Regions from separate parts of the Mus musculus genome. Here region 1 is linked to region 2. Evidence: chromatin contacts called from ENCODE Hi-C or POLR2A ChIA-PET data. All regions are on one chromosome and are shown on one strand. Each heading gives the region's core, a stretch centred on a gene start or an enhancer-like site at or near the end of the contact. The rest is flanking DNA. Distances are from core to core; before and after follow the strand shown. Region 1 holds the start of H1f6 (H1.6 linker histone, cluster member). Region 2 holds the start of H1f3 (H1.3 linker histone, cluster member).

The links. Hi-C counts contacts between places; a loop is a spot of excess contacts on that map. ChIA-PET counts read pairs that join two places held with the same protein, here RNA polymerase II (POLR2A).
Region 1: a map of v-Abl transformed pro-B cells shows a loop between it and region 2 (3-fold over the local background). The contact joins the promoter of H1f6 here to the promoter of H1f3 in region 2. A Hi-C loop is called at or near these places in 3 of 37 maps with a recorded cell type or tissue (Patski, heart and v-Abl transformed pro-B cells). POLR2A ChIA-PET finds 5 or more read pairs at or near these places in 4 of 5 experiments (Patski and embryonic stem cell).

What each region holds. Positions count from the first base shown.
Region 1 is chr13:23,693,041-23,697,221 of GRCm38, reverse strand. It overlaps H1f6 (H1.6 linker histone, cluster member), which reads right to left and starts at 1,411. Exons shown (of 1, transcript NM_010377.3): 1 at 677-1,411. The coding sequence starts at 1,356. The coding sequence ends at 727.
Region 2 is chr13:23,552,512-23,556,883 of GRCm38, reverse strand. It overlaps H1f3 (H1.3 linker histone, cluster member), which reads right to left and starts at 1,852. Exons shown (of 1, transcript NM_145713.4): 1 at 1,077-1,852. The coding sequence starts at 1,794. The coding sequence ends at 1,129.

The DNA of each region.
Region 1 (4,181 bases), core at 162-2,661, 140 kb before region 2:
TTTTTAATATGGTTTTTGTCATTCTCCTGAAGCCTACATGCTATTCTCATAAAATACATAAAACATTTCAAAAATAACTGTTAGATCAATAGTATTGAACTATTTTCTAAAAGTAGAACAAAATTAGATCTTTGTTGACACATCGCACAACTGCAAAAACTTTAGGGTTTTGTTGTTGTTGTTGTTGTTGTTGTTGTTCTGTTTTTTTGCTAACTGCTTGCTTTATTTTTTTATCCATCACTGAGGAAATCCTAAAAATACAACTCAAGAAAAATAAATATAACCTCTAGCTTAAGCACTGAATATCTGGGTTCATAGTGGTCCTTTGAAAGCCTGGATGCCAGTTACTGCTGTTTGAAAGAGTAAGTTCAGTATTTTTTCAGAGTGGAAGCTCCTACTGGCGTTATCTCTATCTCCTTTGATATGAGGGTGTTTCTAGAATGAAATACATCCATTGTGTATTTCAATGGTGACTTTTATTCTAGAATAAAAGACATTGTGTGTTTCAATGGTGACCTTTATTCTGGCGTAAAGCCACAAATACACAACCAAATTTGGAAATATTCTACACATAGGGACCCTAGGATTCTACTCTAGGGTTTCAACGACAGGTCGACCTGAAGTAACTGCCCACCTTAACTTTGGTTCAAAGTGTTTGGCCATTTTAAGAAGTATGTAAGTGGCTCTTAAAAGAGCCTTTGGGTTTTTGAAAACTGGCTTTGAAACTCACTTCCTCCCTGCTGCCTTCCTCAGATCGGTCTTCTGCATGACCATTTTTGCCTTCCCAGAATTGGGGTTTGCTGCCCTGGCTTTGGCGGGGCTTTTACGTTGCTGCACGCCCTTGGCCCCTTTGGTCTTCCTTCCGCTCCCAGAAGCTTTTGTGGGCGTAGCCTTTGGCTTCTTGACAGCCTTGGTCTTGCTACTCTTGGGAGATCTCGAGGCCCGGGGCAAGCCCATCTTCTTAGCCTTGGCAGAAGCAGATTTCTTGCCCTTGCCCTTGTCGTTCCCAGAAGCCGCCTTCTTACTGAGCTTGAAGGAGCCTGAGGCGCCAGTGCCCTTGGTCTGCACCAGGACTCCTTTATTCACAAGTCTCTTGAGGGCCAGCTTGATACGGCTGTTGTTCTTCTCCACGTCGTAACCAGCCGCAGCCAGGGCTTTCTTCAGGGCAGCAAGGGACATTCCTGCCCGTTCCTGCGATGTGGAAAGGGCCTCAGGAATCAGCTTGGAAACTGAGAAACCCCGAGGTTTGCGAGCAGGGGCCAGGCCAGGCTTTTTCCCTCGCCTTTTAGATGAAGGTTTCTCCTCCACAGGAGCTGGAACAAGGGTACTTGAGGCCGCAGGAGCCGTTTCCGACATGGTCAAGAGCTGGACAAGAACTACACCAAGTGAAAACTAAAGGAGAGCCAACAGTGATGGGGTAGTGGGGGCGTGCGGGGGGGGGGGGCGCTTATATAGAGCAGGGCGCGCTGTGATTGGTGCATCCCCAGGTGCCTCCCCCGCCCCCGGAGGAGGGGCATTTGTGTTTCTTTTCCCCCCAAAAGTAGAATCTTGCATATCTGCTCACTGCAGAATTGCTCAGGTTATGACACCAGGTGACCCACGGGGACTTAGATTCCACGCGACTTTTTACCCTTTGTTGACAAATGTACCTGCATGCCAGAACTAGTGGGAAAAGTCCTTGATTTTCAATCAAATTCAAAAGGAAGAAGAAAACTTTCTCTTTTCTTTGCTAACTCAAAAGTAACTTTTAGTAGAAAATGTATCCAACATCTTGGGAGGGGTCTTCTACATATGTGGCTTCTATTTAGTGAAGAAAATCAATTATGCAGGCCCTAATTCTCACTGAAATTATTTATATACGTGATGGAAGTAACACAGATGTCTTGACTGTCTCACTGTGGAATTAGACGGTGTTCCTAGAATTATCCCAAAACTCCAAGGTGAGGCCTGCTTGAAGGGAGCATGACCTAATAAACACTCCACAGAGCATGTGAGAGGCTCGCTATTCCCCCGCCTGAATCTCAAGAGAAGGGCTTCGGATGCGGTTATAAACATCTTACCCATGGCACCTACGTGGTCAAATCAGCCAGTCTCAGGGCTATTGTCGAAGAAGTTTGCTACTCCTTTCCAACTGAACACCATCCATAGCCCACTTCCTATGTCTTATCTCCCTCTAGAGGAGCAGACACGGTGCCGAACCCTTAATTATAACATTAGAAAGCTGGAATCACAGTTTCCAATCTCTTAACATAGCTAGTCTAGTAGATGTCTCTGCAGATGTGTTAGAGAAATGTTCTTTCCGGGGCTTTATCCATGGAACATGTCTGGAAATAAATGTGCTCACCGCTGGGCATGGTGGCAACTTGCTGGTAATTCCCTCCTTAGGGAGGGAGGATTGCTGTGAGTTTTGAGGTCACCTTGGGCTAGGAAATGATAACATGTCAAAAGAAGAAGAGAAAAAAAAAAAAAAAAAGAGGGAACATGATACTCAAGTAGAAGGGAGGCATAAAAGCCAGTCCATTATGGGGAATGCTAAGACAGGGTGTAGTGTGATTATGTCGCCGAACATATGGCTCAATGCAGTAACCACACAGCCGAAGTTCTTTCTGGAGATTCCTACACTTGTGAGGCAGGGATCTCAATTTATGCTACAGAGAAGTTCAAGCAATATGAAGAAAAGTTGTTTATTAAGGAGAAAAATGAGAGTGGGTAGGTGCCTGTGTCTCAGTAAAAGGTTTGTGCTTCTGTCTTAACATTTAATTGGCTAGACCTGGTGCGCCAAACTGTAACCCTAGCTACTTGATCGATGATCCAAGCTCAAACCAAGCCTGGACGGTAGAGTAAGTAAACTTCATAAGATACTGTCTCCAAATAAAAATGGTGCAGAAAACACTGGTCCTGAGTCTTGGTAGTAAAGTGCCTGTCTAGCATGAGTTGAGTCTACGTTCAAATCTAGCACTGCAGGTGTGTGTGTGTGTGTGTGTGTGTGTGTGTGTGTGTGTGATGAGTTTTGAACTTGCACTTGAACTTCAACCATGTTTCATGTTTAAATTTTAATAAAGCAGGTCAATAATTAATTACATTTTATGAGAGGTTACTTCTTTCTCTTCAAGAATTTCCTTTGGGGAATGAACTCCCAGGGTTGTTTATGAGAGACATACTGTTTAGGGGTGAGAGGGGAGGGCTGGCATTTGTGCTCAAAGTCACGTGTTTGTCCTTAAGCAGCTTGTAAGTTGCCTTGCTACTCTTGTTTGAGACGTTTCTACTGACCCTTGACTTTCAATCCGTCAAAACCATGAACTAGACCTTGGAGTTGAGACTGAGGTGAAGGTTTCAGGCTCATGTCTCCTGAACTTCCTGCCTTAATGTCCTTTACTGCCGGAGCTCAGGGTCTTAGTCCATGGAAATCCCACTAGGACTGTTGTGACAGCCTTTAAATATTTGTGCAAGTACATGAGCTGATTATTCTCTGGCCCAAGAACCATCAGAAGATCAAGAATATTAACTATTCTGTTATTGTAATTTTTACCTAGGCTTTAAGTATCTTGCAGAAATATTAACAACACTGCTGATGAAGACAGAATGTATAAGGTTGGGGCTCTCTTGCAGGAACCTCAGAATTTCAAAGGGAGTTTCAAAGGAGACAATGTGGAGGAAAGTCTATATTTGAAGTATTTCTGAAATAAAAACTGAAGGCTGAGAAATCAAATTTCTGGTTGCAAGATGACAAAAAAAAATCTGTTTCTGTTTCTCTTGGGCATGCACAGGCACATGCATGCGCATACGCTGTTGCAAACACACACACACTTCAGAAAACAAGGTATCTTAATAAAATATCTGGATTCATATGTGTTATTCTAGTCTGTTTCATTTGAAAAAAAAAACAAAACAAAAAACAAACAACAACAAAACCCCTAACAGTTGAGAGTCCCAGACTGATTTCCTCCTGGCATTGTATGTGATCTTCCCCAGGAAAATAGCACCCTATGCACTTGACATCCGTTTGGTTTCTCTGACCCTTGTTCACACACAAAATTTCTAGGTCATTAACTATCAGTGGCATCTAAGCATCAGGGAGATCTTTACAGATTCGCAGAATATATTCTTCTATTGCTTTAAAAGTAACATGGAATGCATTTAGTGAAGATTTAGGTGCTATAATTTAAAATCCAGAAAACAAA
Region 2 (4,372 bases), core at 603-3,102:
TGAGAAGCTCAATTAAACATCTGTAGAATTCTTACATCATCAGGATAAAAGAAAAGGGGGCCCCAATTTTAAATAAATAAATACATACAAATATATATATATAATATACACACACACACACACACACACACACAAACTTTAATACTTTCAATAATTAAATGGAAATGGCATCCCCAAATTTGGATCAGCTTCCTGAAGGACAGTTAAGGTTGGTTTGTGTTTTTATGTGCTTGTTTTGTTTGCCCAAATTTGTGAAGTCAAACTGCAAACCAAACCTTCCAAAATGGTTTTTCTTTCACGTCCTCAGCCTACTATTGGTCTACTGACCAAATAAGGGAGAACAGATAACCTCAAAACAATGTATGAGGAAGGAATGTGCAGAACTGTCAGTGGTGTTCAATTTCCTTACTAAAACCTAACCACCAGGGTATTAAAAAAGCTTCCACACTTATAGTGGCAATGTGATCAGTGCCTAAAAACTGCGAAGGTGGCTAAGTTTGGAGGAAATAGGAGCGCTTTCAATTTCTCGGAAAACACAATTAAAAATTCTTAGGACGGAATTCCAGAGCTCTGAAGTGAACAAAGGGGCGGGGACAGAGAAAAAACGCCAGCGTCCCAGTACGTAAATGTAAATCTTAATATCACAATCTCTGATTGGTGCAACACCCATGACTGAAAGTACGGCTTGATTGGTTAATTCTCAAAACCACCTTGTGTAGCCGGATTGGAAAACTTAAAACAGAGGCTCCAGCCTGTAGCCACTATTGTGAGAGTAGCTTCCTAGAGAACCCCCCTAATGCCTTATCACGCCTAGGCGACATTAGAAAGGACTTCCCGCCAAACTCTTGGAATATGAACACGTGTGTGGAGCACACACAGAAGCAAAAAACTGCCGGCCAGAAGTCCAGCTAGAGCTGAAAATGATACAATCTATCGCTCAACTAGAGTTTATAGATGCTCCTAAATGTACCCATAACAAAGTGCACAGAATTGATCTGCTTCGGAACACATAGCCAGAGTCAGCGGACATACCATGAGAAAACCAGAAAAAGGCTCAGCTCTTTTGAATGAGGTTGTGGGTGGCTCTGAAAAGAGCCGTTTGAGATTTTCAAAGCAGGACGCACCACTCTACTTCTTGCGAGGGGCAGCCTTCTTTGCCTTGGTGGCCTTCGGCTTAGAAGCTTTAGGCTTGGAAGCCTTAGCCTTGGGAGCCTTGGCCTTGGCTGGACTCTTTGCTGCCTTCTTGGGCTTAGCAGCCTTCACCTTCTTGGGACTCTTGGAAACTTTCTTGGCGCCGGCAGCCGCCGCAGGCTTCTTCGCCTTCTTCGGAGTCTTCTTGGCCGTCTTTTTGGGTGTGGCAGCACCAGTCGCCTTCTTAGGCTTCTTGGCTGCTCCCGCAGGCTTCTTGGCCTTGGCCGCGCCTGCCTTCTTAGCCTTGGGCTTAGCCTCACCGGAAGCCGCCTTCTTGTTGAGTTTGAAGGAGCCGGAGGCGCCGGTGCCCTTGGTCTGCACCAGGGTACCCTTGCTCACCAGGCTCTTCAGCCCGAGCTTGATGCGGCTGTTGTTCTTCTCCACATCGTACCCCGCGGCCGCCAGCGCCTTCTTGAGCGCAGCCAGGGACACGCCGCTGCGCTCCTTGGAGGCGGCCACAGCCTTGGTGATGAGCTCGGACACCGGGGGTCCGGACGCCTTGCGCTTCCCAGCAGCGGCGCCGGTCTTCTTCGCCTTCTTCTTCACAGGTGTCTTCTCCACAGGTGCAGGGGCAGCAGGCGCCGCGGGAGCGGTCTCGGACATGTTCTAAGCTTTACTAGTAAAGCAAAAAGTAAGCACAAACAGTCAGAGAAGGTTGTTCCCAGTGCTGCAGGCTCTGGGTTTATATAGAGAGAAGCTGCGTGGTGATTGGTTCCCTGCGCCGTGCGCCGTGCGCCGCGTTGCCAGAGAAAGGATCTTCAGCTTTGCCTTGTGGCTGTGTTTGTTGCCCCTCAAAAAAGTATAAAAATATAAAAAATATGGGCACGAAATAATTAGGGACTTGGGGGAAACTGATCCGAGAGCCTGTAGGCTACATTCTTGCCTTAATTTGTGCACCTATGTTCAAAATCGGCACCCTGAAACTTCTCTGATTGCCCCAACTCTCTTTCAAACTTGACGAAAATTGGGACAACTTTAAGGTTTTCCTTAAAAATACTACTTCTCTCGCGGTCATTAGCAAACTTTTGTTTCAGGACATGGTTCCTCACATTCTTATCATTTCAGGACTCTATGAAATAACTTGTTTTCACGGAAATACATAGGGAAATTTGAGTTTTTCGAGAAAGCAACAACACAAGCTTCCAGGGCTATCTGCACCAAGCTGTAGGAATTGGCACTAGATGGGAAAGCAGTGCATACCGGGGGAATGATTATTGTAGAAAATATCGATTGGATTTTTTAATGATATTTGAGATACCAGTGTGTAATTCCCCTTCGGTTTTCCTGTTTTAGTGATTTAGCCATTTTCTGGAGACGTGATGAGTCTGTGCCATCCCTATTGTAGATCAAAAGCTGAAAGCACATATTTTTCAGATTTGATAGAGAAATGTACACCAACTATCACATGTACAGAAAAAAGATACCTAGGTCAAGAAGGAACAGAAGTTTAGCAACTGGGAGCTGAAGAACAGTGAGATATAACCTGACTTAGCAACTCACTCCGTGTTTAGAGTACAAAGTTTACAGCTGTGTTATATGCCGTGTTTCAGGACCTGTGTTATGCAGCTGTTTCCCCTTGCCAACACTTATCACAACAGTTTTCTGCATATTTCCAGTTTTAAAATGATTTGAATTTCATTATTAAAAACAAGCAGAATGTGAAAGAAAATCTGTTTTTTAATTTCCATGATAGCTGCTGACCTCATTACATATATTACATATATAATATAGTCTGTCACAAACAAAAGAATTAGCAGGTGGTATCCACCAAAGGACTTAAACATTTCATAGTCAGTTATCATTATGATAACTGCAGCAAGAATAAAGTTTCTGGAAAAGGGATCAACCATGGGACTACAAACTTGAAACCATAAGAAGCTTCACTCATTCCCACTCATGACTGTGGAGGCTAATATCACAAATGTGGTTTTGGTCTTAACTCCAAAATATAATTACATCCTGAAAAACAGCAGATTATTCTCTGTAGTAAGGCTTGTACTATTTTGTAGAGATTAAAAACAGGCGATAAAAATCCCTAAGAGGTGTGAGAACAGTGAAACTTATGGCTTCGTCCTCTTCTCTCAATTTTGTGTTAGATAAGCAAATATACACACATACACACAAATGCACACCATTACTATAGTAACAGGTGAGAGATTACAGCCTCATGAGGTATTCTACAGGGAGACACATTCTTGGGTATTCTAATACCTAGAGACTTTCAAATCTACAGGAAAGGGTGGTTGTATAAAATAAAAATCAACCTGGTTGTGGTGGTCCATGCCTTTAATCCGAGTACCTGGGAGGCAGAAGCAGGTAGATCTCTGAAATTAAGGACTATCTACAGAGCAAGTTCCAGGACAGCTATGGCTACATGAAGAAACCAAGCACTGTTTCAGAAGGAAAATAATAGGGCTAATAAATAGGTAGCAAGAAAAGAAATATATAAAGAGAAGAAGGCAACTTTAGGCTGAAATAATAAGTAACAGGAAAACAATCATAATAGATGGGGAAGAAGACAAATTTAAGACAAATGTGCTCAAAATATCTATAAAAATTAGAGCTATCAATTTTATATCCCTTTCTGTTGACATTACATGAAGATACTGGCAACTTGGAACTCACATCCAAGTACAAAAGAGTATGTATTAAGTTCATTTTCTAAAATGGGAGCCTTTAAATATTTAAAAACCCCCCTCCCACTTCTCTCTCCCCTCTGTAACACCTTTTAACTGTGTGTGGAAGCTAAATAGCATCTTGCATACTTGAGGAGTATTCTAAGTCCTCGATTTTTTAGAAAAGCCCATTCTCCAATGTGCAAATACATCCCCATCTACAGTCTAGATAACTGAAACTGTGCTCAACAAGTTTCAGGGCAAGGTCAATGCAATTGGGATATGGCTGCTTCACTGGGGTACTTACTAGGCAGCAGGAAGGAATATGCTGAGCTGATGTCATGTCACACTTCACAGCCTGAACTTAGTTTCCCTTAAGTGACCTTTGAGTTCCTTGGGTGGGGGAGAGGAATCCACTGTGCTATTTAACCCCACTGTACTCACACTAGTTTTGGCATTCTGGTATGTACAGAGTGAGTGGGGTGAGGACTGGTGATTTTCTGGAAAGAAGCATAGAAAAGTTCTGTGGGGTAATTGGGATAAGCACATCCTGAGTACATGGTAGT